Linked DNA regions of Homo sapiens: region 2 is linked to region 1. A link is an interaction called in ENCODE POLR2A ChIA-PET data of the cell type or tissue named here. Cell type or tissue: Panc1. All regions are shown on one strand.

The links. ChIA-PET counts read pairs that join two places held together with the same protein. Peaks named below come from ENCODE experiments on the same cell type or tissue, not always from the same donor. Only the 100,000 strongest peaks of a DNase experiment are listed, where the experiment ranks them.
Region 2: POLR2A ChIA-PET joins it to region 1 with 10 read pairs; 9 of 35 experiments call an interaction of 5 or more read pairs at or near these places.

Annotation. Positions count from the first base shown.
Region 1 is chr3:196,698,413-196,706,412 of GRCh38, reverse strand. It overlaps CEP19 (centrosomal protein 19), which reads left to right. Exons shown (of 3, transcript NM_032898.5): 3 at 1-136. Among named protein-coding and RNA genes, the nearest start is that of CEP19, 9.8 kb to the left of the region's middle. In Panc1, no CTCF peak of the experiment used is centred here; no DNase peak of the experiment used is centred here.
Region 2 is chr3:196,632,672-196,640,671 of GRCh38, reverse strand. NRROS (negative regulator of reactive oxygen species) reads right to left here and starts at 978. Exons shown (of 3, transcript NM_198565.3): 1 at 797-978. RefSeq lists enhancers at 222-341, 5,065-5,602, 7,663-8,000 and silencers at 792-891, 912-1,341. In Panc1, no CTCF peak of the experiment used is centred here; no DNase peak of the experiment used is centred here; H3K4me3 peaks cover 3,364 bases; H3K27ac peaks cover 4,430 bases.

The sequences.
Region 1 (8,000 bases):
CAAGACAGCATCTTCGTTTAACAACATTATCTGTGATTTGATACATTTATCCTTATTACAATATTGTTTAGTTGGTAGAAATTCTATGTTTTCTACAAGGAAATTGATGTTTATTAAATAAAACTGAAAATAATTACTCAGTGTTTCTACCTGTTCACTTCCACTCTCCTTACCATTAAGCACTTCATTAAAAGGGAGCTCATTCTTGTAGTGATATCACCAGAGTTTTGAAATAGTCAGATCTCATACATACAGTAGCCAAAGGGAGCCAAATAATTTTCTGAATTAGAGATCTTTCCATATCTACATAGTATTCCTTTATTCTTTATTGTATAGATATAGGTAGTTTATTTTTTATTTGAGACAGGGTCTCACTCTGTCACCCAGGCTGGAGTGCAGTGGCATGATCACAGCTCACCAAAGCCTCAACCTCCTGGGCTCAAGTGAGCCTCCCCTCTCAGCCTCCCAAGTAGCTGTGAGTACAGGTGCCCACCACCACACCTGGCTAATTTTTGTATTTTTTGTAGAGACAGGGTTTCACCATGTTGCCTAGGCTTGTCTGGAACTCCTGGGCTCAAGTGATCCACCCACCTCAGCCTACCAAAGTGCTAGGATTACAGATGTGAGCCACTGTGCCTGGCTATAGGTAACTTATTTTAAAATTTGTCCTTGGGTTGCTGGGCGCAGTGGCTCATGCCTGTAATCCCAGCACTTTGAGAGGCTGAGGCGGGCAGATCACGTGAGGTTGGGAGTTCAAGACCAGCCTGACCAACATGAAGAAACCCCGTCTCTACTAAAAATACAAAATTAGCCGGGTGTGGTGGTGCATGCCTGTAATCCCAGCTACTCCGGAGGCTGAGGCAGGAGAATCGCTTGAACCCGGGAGGTGGAGGTTGTGGTGAGCCGAGGTCATGCCATTATTGCACTCCAGCCTGGGCAACAAGAGTGAAACTCTGTCTCAAAAAAAAAAAAAAAAATTTATCCTTGGGTTGTTTTCTCCTTTCATGACTACAAACAGTGCTACAACAAATAACCTTGTACATTCTCTGTTTTGCACATATGCAAGGATATCTATTAGATAAATGCCTAAAGGGGAATTACTAAGTATGTGCATTCTAAGTTTTAATAGATACTAAGTTGTCACCAATAGACGTTCATTCATTCATTATTTGTAGTTAATAAGCACTTACTACATTCTAAGCCTGTACTGTTCTGGAGTTTGGGGTTACAGCAGTATATACAGCAAAGTCCTGGGTTTACAGTTGGAGAGCAGAGACATAAATGCATAGAATAGTGTCATCAGATGGTAAGTGCTCAAAATGGGATGAAAAGGAGAATGATAGAGGGGATGGGAGCCACTGTTTTAGATCACATGATGAGCAAAGGCCTGAAGGAGGCAAGGAAAAATTGGTATGCATTTCAGGATTAGCGGGGAAAGGTAAGTGTATTAGCCCTGGGGCTGGAGTGTGCCTTGCATGTTTGAGGAGGAGCAGGAGGCCAATGTGGCTAATACAAATTGTGCAAGAGAAGAAATGGTAGGAGATGAGGTTGGAGTGCATTTTACCAATGCGTAGTACTTACCACGAAGGTTGTACCAACTTAAACTATCAGCAATACATTTGAGTACCCATTTCCCCCATATACTCATCAATGGAGAATGTTATCAAACTTTTTGAGTTTTGCCAATATTCTAATATAAAAATGGTATCTTATAGTTTTGATTTGCATTTCTCTTATTTTGAGGGGGTCTGAGTATCATATATTTAAGAACCATTTTTTTTTTTTTTTTAGACTGAGTCTCGCTCTGTCGCCAGGCCAGAGTGCAGTGGTGCGATCTCAGCTCACTGCAACCTCACTGCAACCTCTCAGCTCACTGCAGCCCTCCTGGGTTCAAGCAATTCTCCCACCTCAGCCTCCTGAGTAGCTGGGACTACAGGCATGCACCACCATGCCAGGCTAATTTTTGTATTTTTAGTAGAGACAGGGCTTCACCATGTTGGCCAGGATGGTCTTGATTTCTTGACCTCATGATCCGCCCACCTCGGCCTCCCAAAGTGCTAGGATTACAGGCGTGAGCCACCGCACACGGCCAAGACCCATTTTTTATGAAATAACTTAAGTCCTTTGTTCATTTTTTTATTGGGTTGCTGGTCTTTTTCTTACAGATTTATAAAAGTTGTTTATCAAGGAAATTAGTCCTTAGTCTATGAAATAAGTTGCAAATATTTCCACCTTGTCATTTAAAAAAATTTGATATTTTTTCCTGGTAGAATTGTTTAATGTGGTAAAATTTATGAATATTTTTCTCTACACATCTGCACCTTTTGTCATACGTAGAAAGGCATTCCCCACAAGATTTTTCTTTTCTTTTTTTTTTTTTTTTGAGATGGAGACTCACTCTGTTGCCCGGGCTGGAGTGTAGTGATGTGATCTTGGCTCACTGCAACCTCTGCCTCCCAGATTCAAGCGATTCTCCTGCCTCAGCCTCTCCAGTAGCTGGGACTGCAGGCGCCCGCCACCACGCCTGGCTAATTTTTGTATTTTTAGTAGAGATGAGGTTTCGCCATGTTGGCCAGGCTGGTCTCAAACTCCTGACCTCAGGTGATCCACCCGCCTTGGCCTCCCAAGGTGCTGGGATTACGGGCATGAGCCACTGCACCCGGCCATGAAATATTTTTTTTTAAAGCAGCTCTATAGAGACAGAAAGCAGATGAGGGCTGCCTGGGGCTGCGGATGGGAATTGATTATGGCTGCCTGGGGCTGGGGATGAGAATTGATTATGGCTGCCTGGGGCTGGGGATGGGAATTGATTATGGCTGCCTGGGGCGGGGGATGGGAATTGATTATGGCTGCCTGGGGCTGCGGATGGGAATTGATTATGGCTGCCTGGGGCTGGGGATGGGAATTGATTATGGCTGCCTGGGGCTGCGGATGGGAATTGATTATGGCTGCCTGGGGCTGGGGATGGGAATTGATTATGGCTGCCTGGGGCTGGGGATGGGAATTGATTATGGCTGCCTGGGGCTGAGGATGGGAATTGATTATGGCTGCCTGGGTCTGGGGATGGGAATTGATTATGGCTGCCTGGGGCTGGGGATGGGAGATGATTTTTTGGAGGTTGATGCAAACACTTTAAAACTGGATTGTGTCTTGTTTTCACAATTCTATAAATTCACTGAATTGATTTGTGCACTTAAAAACAGGTAAATGTTATGGTATATACTGAGCTATATAAATTATGTCTCGATAAAGCTGTTAAAAAATAGAAAACAAATGTCTGCAGACCATTGTTTGAAGACTGAGCAAGGGGGACCAAAAATACATGTAAAAATTCCTTGCGCCCACACAAAGGTGGAGGTTGAAAAAGGCTGGAGAAGGGACAGAATAAATGCATTTATTCAGTAAACACTTTTGAGTATTTACTCTGTGGAAACTCCTCAGGATGTCTGGAAACAGACAGCTTTCAAGGAGAAGGAAGAACAAGACAAAAGACTGATGTAGTTATGGTCAGGTCAGTTTATGATGCCGACAGCAGGTTGAGGTTAACGATTTCTGTGTTCCCCTAAATGGCGCAAGCAGAGCCATGGGATTAGAGCGAGATGGGAAGAAGCATAGGAGAGAGGGAGTAGTTAGGGTGAAAAGAGCAGGTGAGCAGAGGACCTTTTTTCAGATGCAAGGCTAAGGTTGGATATGTTCAACATAGATGGAGAAAGTATATTCTGGGGATGTCAAACAAAAATGGATAATCCAGGAGTTACTTTTTTTTTTTTTTTTTTTTTTGAGATGGAATCTAACTTTGTCGCCCAGGCTGGAGTACAGTGGTGAGATCTTGGCTCACTGCAACCTCCACCTCCCAGGTTCAGTGATTCTCCTGCCTCAGCCTCCCGAGTAGCTGGGATTACAGGCACCCGCCACCATGCCTGGCTAATTTTTGTATTTTTAGTAGAGATGTGGTTTCACCATGTTGGTCAGGCTGGTCTTGAACTCCTGACCTCAAGTGATTCGCCCGCCTCGGCTTCCCAAAGTGCTGGGATTCCAGGCGTGAGCCACCGCACCCAGCTAATTTTTTATTTTTAGTAGAGACGTGGTTTCATGTTCGTCAGGATGGTCTCAAACTCCTGACCTTGTGATCCGCCCACCTCGGCCTCCCAAAGTGCTGGGATTCCAGGCGTGAGCCATTGCACCCGGCCAGGAGTTAGAAATTAAAAAGAATCTCCCCCATCCTCACCATCTCCCCTGAAAAAACAACCGACAAACTAACAAAAGAACTTCCCATGGTCAAATTTACAAGAAGAGACCGTTAATGGTTAAATTAGCGACCTTCAAGCTGAAAAGTGTTTATAAAGTCTTCCTCTCAATGGTCCACCATTTCACACTATAGCAGATACTGCTGATTACCTACTCAACATCCTTAATCTCCTTCTTTATTGCCTGCAGAAGTCCAATTTTGTTGTTCAAGTATAAGCCTCCCACACAAGTCTCAGATCCGGAGGCAAATCCTGACTGATCTAAATAAATCTCTGGGCACGGTGTGCTCATGCCTGTAATCCCAGCACTTTGAGAAGCCGAGGTGAGAGGATTGCTTGAGGCCTGGAGTTCAAGACCAGCCTGGGCAATATAGTGAGAGTGCTCCCTGCCCATCTCTACAGAAATTTTAAAAAATTAGCACACCTGTAGTTCCAACTACTTGGGAGGCTGGGGCAGGAGGATTGCTTGAGCCAGGAGTTCAAGGCCGCAGTGAGCTATGATTATTCCACTGCACTCCAGGCTGGGTGAGAGACAGAATGACGCTGTCTCTAAAAGAAATAAAGAATAGGCCAGGTGCAGTGGCTCATGCCTATAATCCCAGCACTTTGGGAGGCTGAGGTGGGCAGATCACCTGAGGTTGGGAGTTTGAGACCAGCCTGACCAACATGGAGAAACCCCGTCTCTACTAAAAATACAAAATTAGCCAGGCATGGTGGCACATGCCTGTAATCCCAGCTACTTGGGAGGCTGAGACAGGAGAATCGTTTGAACCTGGAAGGCAGAGGTTGCAGTGAGCCGAGATCGTGCCATTGCATTCCAGCCTGGGCAACAAGAGTGAAACTCTCTCTCAAAAAAAAAAAAAGAAAAGAAAAAGAAATAAATAAAGAATAAAATTTAAAAATGAATAATAAAGAAATACCAGTGATCCCATTCCATTGTCTGTGATTTGTTTAGAGATGGGCACATTACCTGTTTCTGACCAATGAGATGTGAAAGCAGCATCTATGAGGACTTGTGAGAAAGATGTTCTAGATTTCTTCTCTGCCTTTCGGCTGAGATCAACTGTAGAAAGGTGTTCTATATTTGTGGGAGAAAAGAAAAGGCCTCTCTGCTTCTCTAGACGTGGTTGTGTCTGAATGTGATATTGGGAAATACTGTGGTCGTTTTGTTGCCAGCCTGAGGATGACAGTCATCATTAATGAGGGCAGAACAAAGAGAATCACAGAAAGAAGGATACAGAACCCTGATATGCTGCACATGGAGGCTGCCCTACCTCGTTATATGAATTAACAAATTTCCCATTTTATTGATTGATTGATTGATTGATTGAGACAGAGTCTTGCTCTGTCTCCCAGGCTGGAGTGCAGTGGTGCGATCTCGGTTCACTGCAACCTCCACCTCCCGGGTTCAAGCGATTCTCCTGCCTCAGCCTCCCGAGTAGCTGGGACTACAGGCGCCCGCCACCACGCCCAGAAATTTTTGTATTTTTAGTAGAGATGGGATTTCACCATGTTGGCCAGGCTGGTCTCAGACTCCTGACCTTGTGATCTGCCCGCCTTGGCCTCCCAAAGCGCTGGGATTATAGGCATGAGCCACTGCACCCGGCCAAATTTCACATTTCAAAAACCAATTTAGGCTGGACACAGTGGCTCACACCTGTAATCTCAGCACTGTGGGAGGCCAAAGCAGGCGGATCACCTGAGGTCAAGAGTTCGAGATCAGCTTGGCCAACATGGTGAAACCCCATCTCTACTAAAAATACAAAAATTGGCCGGGCATGGTGGAGCATGCCTGTAGTCCCAGCTACTCAGGAGGCTGAGGCAGGAGAATCGCTTGAACCTGGGAGGCAGAGGTCGCAGTGAGCCCAGATTGCACCATTGCAGTCCAGCCTGGAGACAGAGCAAGACTCTGTCCAAATAAATAAATAAATAAAGATAATAAAGATAAAAAACAATTTAAATTGGTATTTTTCTGTTTCTTGCAGCAAAAAATTCCATTAACAAGGGAATAAGCCTCTTCCATTAGCCTCTCCCATCTCTGGACACAATGTGGACCAACTGTCTCTCAAGAATAGGCCGGGAGACCTCCGGGAAGAGACTGATACAGTGGACAGAGCAGGCATCAGGGACTGAGGAAGGCCGGGAAGCTGGCAAGGGCAGCGCAAAGCAGTGGAGCTTGGAATCTAAGGCTGGATAGAGTCCTGTGGAGCCAGCAGACAGCGTGTAAAATGACAGGGGCTGACTCGTTGCACAGGGCAGTTCTAGCAACTTGTGGCAGGTTTGCTTGGGAGAAAATAGGTAAAGCAATTGGGTCATAGAAGGGGAATGCTGAGTAAAGAGATCTCAGAAGTTTAGAAGCCCTGGTGCTAATCAGATCCGGCCTCTTCACATTCCAAACCAAGACAGATAGAGAGGGAAGTACAGGAAATCAAGAAAGTTACAGAGTCCTGTGAAATCGAGGAGTCTAAAGGAGCAACAGCTCAGATGTTGAAAGATCCTGGGAACATTGATGAGTGGCAAAATGGAGAATAAAATCAGCCAGATCCTAAAGTCACTTGGGTGGGTACAAAATGCTTACTATGGTATTGGCAACTGCACCAACAATTTGAAGAAGAAAATGTAAAAAGATGGAATTATAGTAGATAATATATATATAGTAGATAATATATAGTAGCTAATTCCTATAGTAGATAGGAAAAAGGGAAGAAGAAGTACAGAGAAGAGAAGTGATAAAAGATTAGGAAGGTTAGGCTGGGCGCGGTGGCTCACGCCTGTAATCCTGGCACTTTGGGAGGCCGAGGCAAGGGGATCACCTGAAGTCAGGAGTTCGAGACCAGCCTGACCAACATGGAGAAACCCCATCTCTACTAAAAATACAAAAAATTAGCTGGGCGTGGTGGCAGGTGCCTGTAATCCCAGCTACTCGGGAAGCTGAGGCAGGAGACTCACTTGAACTTGGGAGGCGGAGGTTGCAGTGAGCCGAGATTGCGCCATTGCACTCCAGCCTGGGTAACAAGAGCGAAACTCCATCTCAAATAAAATAAAATAAAATTAAAAAGATTAGGAAGGTTAGATTTAAAAATATATATATTTTCCATTTGTAAAAAAATGGAAAAAAAATTTCCACACACACATATATGTATATACACATGGTCCACCAAAAGGAAAAAAATGGTGGTACATGCTCAAGACAGATAGGGCAGTCTTCAAATGGAATGAATGTTCCTTGGGCCTAACTTAAACGTGGACGCCTAATCCAGGAACCTTTTAAGGCTGCCTTCTTCTCCCCTCCGTGGCCTAACTGTAGCCTTGTGTAGTTGGGCCAGTAAGATTGCCATATGCCTCTCTACTGAGAAGCAAATTTTAGCCACAGCCAAGACATCTGTCATCACTACTATTAAATATTTCTTGATTCCATTCTCCCTCTTTCCTGATATTATATACTGGATACTAGATAATTTTCACATTTTTGGCCAGAGGCCTTCTCTGCCCTCAGGAAACTTAGAGGTATCTGTTATTTCTAATAATGAACAATAGAAATAGAATGGATACATTAAACCTCATTATATATAATCCTCAAAATTCATTTAACTCAAAATTTTTTTTTTTTTGAGACGGAGTTTCACTCTTGTTGCCCAGGCTAGAGTGCAATGGCATGACCTCAGCTCACTGCAACCTCTGCCTCCAGGGTTCAAGCAATTCTCCTGCCTCGGCCTCCCGAGTAGCTGGGATTACAGGCATGTGCCACCATGC
Region 2 (8,000 bases), 66 kb after region 1:
GTACGTGGGGAAGTACGCTGACCCCTTCAGAAGCCGGCCCACATGCAGGGGCCACGAGGGCTACGGAAGAGCGTCCGAGTCTTCGTCGCCCTCCTGTTAGTCTCCCTCTGATAAGCCATGGATCTAAGTCTAGGCTAAGATCCAAGTCACAGAGCCCCAGTGAATCTCCCAAGGACAAACGTTCTGTGGGAGAAGGGGCTTTGCACATTTTCACAGCTGTATCCCCAGGGCCTTGGACAGGCCTGGCACGTGGACGGCATCTGTGATAGGTGTTGCTGTTAACCAGTCTTAGTGTCTTCATCTATGAGATAGTGGTTCTCAATCCACGTTGTGGGACAGGAAAGGAGAGCCCAGTGCTCAGCATGCTGAGTGTGCACAGAGCGGTCTCATCATATCCAGTCGCCCAGCCCAGGGAGGGAGCATCTCTGTTCCCATTTTGCAGATGAGAAAACTGAGGCTCAGAAACCTTAACTGTCTGCTCACATGCTCCCTGCAGAGCCAGGACTCAAACCCACGTCTGAATCTGAAGCCCTCGTGGTTTCCACTACGTCGCACCACCTTTCTCAGCTCTAAGTGCTCCTGGAGGGAGGTATTTCCACCTCCACCCAGAGCTGCAGCCCCCACGCCCAGCACAAAAGCGGCGGCGCTTGGACGCAGCAAGCCACAGCTTCCTCGTGAGCCCTGAGCTGCGGGCCGCGGACGCTGACCTCCTACCACCCAACCTCGCTCGAGCTCGCCCACCTGGAGAAGGGCCCCGGCTGTGCCCCGGGGACGCCCCCACGCGGGAAATACTCACGGCTCCCGCAGGCGCAGGCGGCTGCGCGGGGCGCATCGTCTCCGGGGGCTCCGGCCTCCTCGAGAGCAGCCGAACGCGGGGCTGGGCTACCTCCTTGCTGTGGGGCATCAGATTATTTTAGCACCAGCGGAAGGAACGGACGGAAACTGAAGTCACATGGAGAGCGGGCTGCTCGGCGACTCAGCACAGGCTCACTCAGACCCGGCCTCTTAGAGGGAAGCGCGGCGCGGGCGCGGGGGTGGGGCGGGCCGGGGGAGCGGGGCCCGAACACCTGCCGGCCTAGCGGCCGAGCAGCGGGGATGTTTAGACGATCTTCCAGCAATGCGACCGAGGCTCCCCCGGCTTTCTTGCGTTGGTGCCTTGGCAGGGCTGGGGGCGGCCAGCTAGGGGCCCCTTGCCTATGAGGTCTGCTGACCCAGAAACTTTGCTACGAGCTTCCAGCCAAGGACCAAGCTGAGGCCGACTTTGGGAACGGCAGCACCGTGGTAAAGAGGCACAGCCTGTCGTCTGGCAGGGTCAGCCGCTCAGCCAGTCTGTCTTCTTATCCACTCAGCCGGTCCTTGTGGATCATCTCCTTTACGGACCCTGTGTTAGAAAGAAGGGGAATTGCTTTGTCGAGGACTGTCAGAGAGTGCCAAGAGCTTCTTGATCTTAGACTGCGCGGATGGGTTTTTTTGTACCTGATGTGTACAAAGTTCCCTGCCAGCTCTTGCCAAGAATTCAAAGGAGTAAGAATAATTGATCATATAGCCATCATTGAAGCAGCGCCAGACACTGTGCTAAGAGCTTCATATGCATTACCCCAGCGCTCCTGTTCTCGAGGAACTACTGTCGTCTAGAGAAGGTGAAATATTTACAGTGCCTGCTGCGTGTGGAGTGACGTGGACCACCATAGTCGGGGGCTCAGACAAGGGGCCTCCAGTTCTGATCTCTCTCACTCCCCTTCAAATCTGAAACGTTGAACTGTCCTGCAGGATTGGGTCACCTCTCTTATAGCCTGTGATTTGGGATTGTGTGTAGCATTGTCCATCCTAAGAGAACAGGAGCCAAGTCCTTTTCACTCCAAACATCTGGCACATTGTCTCTGCTTTCTACAATATTCACTCATGGCCGGGCACAGAGGCTCAGGCTTGTAATCCTAGCATTTTGGCAGACCAAGGCAGGTGGACCGCCTGAGTGCAAGACCAGCCTGGGCAACATACTGAGACTCCATATGTACAAAAAATTTAAAACTTAGCCAGACCTGGTGGCACGCACCTGTAGTCCCAGCTATTTGGGAGGCTGAGGTGGGAGGATCACCTGAGCACAGGGAGGTTGAGGCTGCAGTGAGCCAAGATCACGCCATTGCACTTCAGCCTGTGTGATAGAGTGTGACTCCGTCTTTAAAAAAATAAAAATAATTTTAAAAATAAAATATTATCTCATAATGGTAATAACAATCACACCAATGAAAAAGCTAAATAAAGATCAAATTGTTGCAAACCCAGGTGCTTGATTCAGGCCTCTTTCTCTCTTGTATGCACATTCTCTACTTCATGTCTTTTGTGTCTACCAATCAGTTGGTAACTCCCCAATTTTAATTTCTAGCTCCAACATTCTCTTCCACGAGAGAAGATCCAGACTTGCATTTTTAACTGTCTACTGGTCAATCAACTGCTACATGTCCCAGAGTCACCATAACATGATGTATCCCAAACTCAACTCTCTCTCTTTTTTTTTGAGACAGTCTTGCTCTGTCACCCAGGCTGGAGCAGTGGCGCAATCTCAGCTCACTGCAACCTCTGCCTCCCAGGTTCAAGTGATTCTCCTGCCTCAACCTCCCAAGTAGCTGGAATTACAGGCGCCCACCACCACGCCCAGCTAATTTTTGTGTTTTTAGTAGAGATGGGATTTCACCATGTTGGCCAGGGTGGTCTCAAACTCCTGACCTCAGGTGATCCGCCCACCTCAGTCTCAGAGTCCTGGGATTACAGGCATGAGCCACTGTGCCTGGCCCCAAACTCAACTCTTATCCTTTGTCCCAGCAGTTTCTCTCCTGTATGGCTGTCACACTTTACGGTATGTTTCAGCCCAGGCAGTCCAGCCCTCACAGACTTCATCCTTCATATCTAATTGACCCCCAATTCCTGCTGATTCTAACTCAGAAATGTTTCTGGAATCCAACCTGCTTTTCATCCTTAGGCTGTTGCCCTGGGTCTAGACCTCATCAGCTCATGTCTGGACCACTTTCATAGCCTCCTGAAACTCGCTCCCTGCCCCTAATCTCATCCCTGTCCAATGTCAACTCCACCTAGCTGCCACGGGCATCTTTCTAAAATGTGTATTGGGTCATCTCACTCTCTGCTTAAAGCCCTTTTACAGGGTTCAGCAGGTTCAAGGGTTCCTCATGAATGCCTAAAGACTGGCAGGTGGGATCCAGGTACCCCATTCCCTCCACATCCCAAGAATTCTACTTTGATATGTTTTATACATTGGGAGATTCTCTATAGAATTTCTTTTGAGAAAGGCAGCTGCTACCCCTAAAAAAAAAATCTAGTAAACCAATGGTCTTTTTTTTTTCTTTTTAATTCTTTTTCTTTCTTTTTTTTTTTTTTTTTTTTTTTTTTTGAGACAGGGTCTCACTCTGTTGCCCAGGCTGGAGTTCAGTGACGCAATCAAGGCTCACTGCAGCCTCGACCTTTGGGATCAGGTGATCCTCCTACCTCAGCCTCCTCAGTAGCTGGGACCACAGGCACACACCACCATGTCTTTTGTATTTTTGGTAGAGACAGGGGTCTCACCATGTTGTCCAGGCTGATCTCAAACTCCTGGGCTCAAGCAATCTGCCTACCTTGGCCTCCCAAAGTGCTGGAATTACAGGTGTGAGCCACTGCACCCGGCCCCAGTGCTCTTGATGGATGTGTAGAGACAAGCCAGTTGGTTGGCAACACCAGCAGCCCTCCCCTAGGCTAGCAGCACGCTGCCTCAGTGGGTGGAAGCCTGGACGTCCAGCTGAAACCAATGCAGATTTCAGCTGAAAGGAGAACGTGCCAGCACGGCTGGAAGCCCGACTGCACAGCTCAGCATCCTCCAACTTGGTTGGGCTCCCCCCTCACTATGCTTTTCGAGGCAGAGGAGACCAGGGTGCTTCCTCTCAGATGCAACCCTGGTGCATCCAGGCCTGGTTGCCCTGACCAAGCTCACCCCTCCACAGGATCATGAGAATTTCTGGGGGGCCATGTGCCTCTTGCTTTGAGCCTGCTCCACCTATTGGGGTGTTTGCTGTATTCCACTCAACAGGAATAAAGCAAGTCTAGTGTCAAGCAGCGCAGCAGCGTCTCTGATCCGAAGTGAAAGCAAGAACCCAGGCGGCTCCCGGCTGGAGGAGAAAGTCCATTCGGCCTGAGCTGCCTCCAGCCTCTCTTCACGACTACCGCCCATGCTTCATGATCACTGCACACATGGCCTGCAGGTGGGTTCACCCAGCCCGGGCTGATCACGATTTTCCCAAACACAGAACAAACGCTCCCCACTCTCTACTCTCTCTGGCAGAGGGTTCCCTTGTTTGGAATGGCCTCTTCTGCCTACCCCAACCCTCCCCATCCCAAAGGCATGGCTTGGACTCCCCTCCTCCATGAAGCCTTCCCCACTGCAATTGCCACCTTGTCCTGTGAACACATGGTGCCAGCGTTCCCATAATCCACCGACCTCATGACATCTCTTGTGTTGTGATTTAATTTTTTGGACTTCTGCCTTTTTTCCACAACTACACTACAGACTTTTTTTTTCTTTTGAGACAGAGTTTCACTCCCGTTGCCCAGGCTGGAGTGCAATGGTGCCATCTCGGCTCACTGCAACCTCCGCCTCCTGGGTTCAAGCAATTCTCCTGCCTCAGCCTCCCAAGTAGCTGAGATTACAGGCGCCCGCCACCACTTCCAGCTAATTTTTTGTATTTTTAGTAGAGACGGGGTTTCACCATGTTGGCCAGGCTGGTCTTGAACTCCTGACCTCAGGTGATCCGCCCGCTTCAGCCTCCCAAAGTGCTGGGATTACAGGCGTGAGCCACCATGCCTGGCCCACTACAAACTTTTGGAGGCAGGGTCATGTGTTATTCCAAAAAATATACTATCTTATGCACATAAAGGGGCTTGGTGACTATTTGCTCAAAGAAAGGAGGAGGAGGCCGGGCGCAGTGGCTCACGCCTGTCATCCCAGCACTTTGGGAGGCCAAGGTGGGTGGATCACCTGAGGTCAGGCATTCAAGACCATCCTGGCCAACATAGTGAAACCCCATCTCTACTAAAAATACAAAAAATTAGCTGGGCGTGGTGGTGCATTCCTGTAGTCCCAACTACTCAGGAGGTTGAGGCAGGAGAATTGCTGGAACCCGGGAGGTGGCAGTTGCAGTGAGCTGAGATCGTGCCATTACACTCCAGCCTGGGCAATAAGAGCGAAACTCCATCTCCACAAAAAAGAAAGAAGGAGGAAAGAAACGAAGAGAGGGAAGGAAGGAATGATGGCGGTCAACCCACTTTGTATAATTCTCTAGCTGTTGCCCTCTGAGGGTGTGGGGATCTCTTTTCTTTCTTAAACTAAGCTTCATAAGAGTTTGTCACTTGTGGGACTTCTCAGCCTCCCAAGGAGATCAAAGGGAGCCTTGGCTTCTGCCCTCCACCCCGACCCCTGACTGCTTTTCCAGATGGCAACCTATTCAAGACCAGGGGAGGGGGCTACAGCTGGCCTGTGAGAGGGGACACAACTCGGTGTGCAAGGGAGCCATGGGAGGAGCCAGGGCTGCTCCCCACTCCAGACAGGTCTGTGAGAGAGGAGCACAGGGATTGCACCTAGCAGTGGAGCCATGGGGACCTGGAACTGGCGGCTCACCCCGGGCAAAATCATGGTCCTCTTGCTCCTGCCTCTGGGGTTCTCCGCTGTGCTGTGGGCTCTCAGCCGCTGGCCACAGACAGGCCCTTCACCTTGGTGGCGGAGCAGTGAGCTAGATAGAGCCTCCCCAACTTCTCCCAGCCCCCACTTCTCCAGCCCCCACTTCTCCAGCCTCCACTTCTCTAGCCCCCACTTCTCCAGACCCCACTTCTCCCAGCCCCCACTTCTCTAGCCCCCACTTCTCCCAGTCCCCACTTCTCCCAGCCCCCACTTCTCTAGCCCCCACTTCTCCCAGTCCCCACTTCTCCAGCCTCCACTTCTTCAGCCCCCACTTCTCCAGACCCCAGTTCTCCAGCCCCCACTTCTCCCAGCCCCCCCTTTCCAGCCCCCAGTTCTCCAGCCCCCAGTTCTCCTAGCCCCGACTTCTCCAGCCTCCACTTCTCCTAGCCCCCACTTCTCCAGTTCTCCAGCCCCCACTTCTCCAGCCTCAGCACATGGCAGGGAGGGGATTTCCTTTGGGGCCTTAACTGGGAATTGTTCTCTTGCCCCACGTCAGCTGGCTGCTGGGGGAGAGTGTTCAGTAGTTTCATTTCCCTCATTTGGAACGGAGTTTTTAAGAACCAAGAATTAAAACCGGAAAGAGGAGAGCCCACCGCCCACATTGGTACCACTCAACGCCTCATGATGCCCATCCTGGAAAAGCGGAGGGGTCAATGCAGAGGCTGAAGGCAGTGCGGGGGTGGGGTGGGGCTGGGGGCTCTTCCCCGCGTGTTTCTCCTCCTGGAGGAGGTGGCGGTCTCCAATCCTGAGATCAGCTCCTCTAGCTCCCTGCTGCCCATGGCCTCCCGCAGCCACTGACTCCGGTGACTGACCTCTGTGGGGACACTGCCTCTTCCTGTCCTGAAACACCGACAGTATCAACATATGATCAAAGAGTCCAGGTGGTGCAAAGATAACATGGAAGTGTCCTATCAGTGCCAGGGCGTGGAGTGGGACAGCGAGGGGAAGGGGCACCCATAACTAACCATGGTCTGGTCCAGGGCCGAAAGGACCTTGGGGAAAATGGGCACGCGGTGCTGGGAGAGTCCTGGGAGCGGGAGAGCACGAAGGGCACAGCCGCTGGGACAGTGCAGCCCAAACTTTCTGGAAGTGTGAACTGGACCCTCCTGGGGTGGGACCTGGCATGGGGTAGGACACTAGGGATCCAACAAGGAAAATAAGGCCATGCCAAGGAGGAGGCTGCAAGGGGATGGCTTTGTGGCTGACTCTGTCCAGCGTTTCCCATGGGGCGTCCCAGCTCATCTTTGCAGTTTTGCCTTCCCCCTGGACAGTGAGTCCTGCCAGGCAGGGTCTCTGGCTTGTTCACATTTGTATATATCCCCAAGAATACTTGGTCTAGCACCTTGTAGGGGCTCAGCACAGGCTAAAGTGTCATTTGCTCTAGAGCTGTTGGAGAGGTTGAGGACTTAGTCATTTGTGGTCATTGATAAGTCCTCTTTCTTTTCTTTCTTTGCTTTTTTCTTTTCTTCTTCTTCTTCTTCTTCTTTTTTTTTTTGACGGAGTTTCGCTCTTGTTGCCCAGGCTGGAGTACAGTGGCACGATCTCGGCTCACGGCAACCTCCGCCTCCTGGGTTCAAGCGATTCTCCTGCCTCAGCCTCCCAAGTATCTGGGATTGCAGGCATGTACCACCACGCCTGGCTAATTTTTGTATTTTTAGTAGAGACAAAGTTTCACCATGTTGTCCAGGGTGGTCCCGAACTCCTGACCTTAGGCGATCCGCCGGCCTCAGCCTCCCAAAGTGCTGGGATTACAGGTGTGAGCCACCGCGCCCGGCCGAGAAGTCCTTTCTCATAATTGGTGAATATAAATCCCGGAGTCCTCACCACAGGCTCCGGGCCCTGCATGATCCGGGCCCCGCTGGATTCGGCCCCTTCTCTGCTCCCTCTGACTTCACGCCCTATCACTCTGCTCCTCACTTCCTCTGCAAAAAGCCTAGCACCCTCCGGCAGCTCCTCCTTGGAGCCGGCTCTGGCTCCAAACAAAAGATACCCAAACAAAGGCAAGAAAGTGGTGAATTCCTAGAACCGGGAGGGCGCGGGCTCGGGGGCCAGCTGCAGGTTCCTGAGACGTGGGAGAGGAGGAGGAGTGAACACAGACCGCAGGCCAGTGAGTGGAGCAAGGTGCAAACTGCCAGAGAGCGGAGGCCCGGCCCGAAGACCCCAGACTCGCCTCCCGCCCACCCGCCCCCACGTGAAAAGGCACCAGATCCTAAGCGCTAACAGCGAAGGGCGGGACCGGCAGAGGGCTCCCTGCGGCGCCTCTCGAGGCGCGAGCGACCGG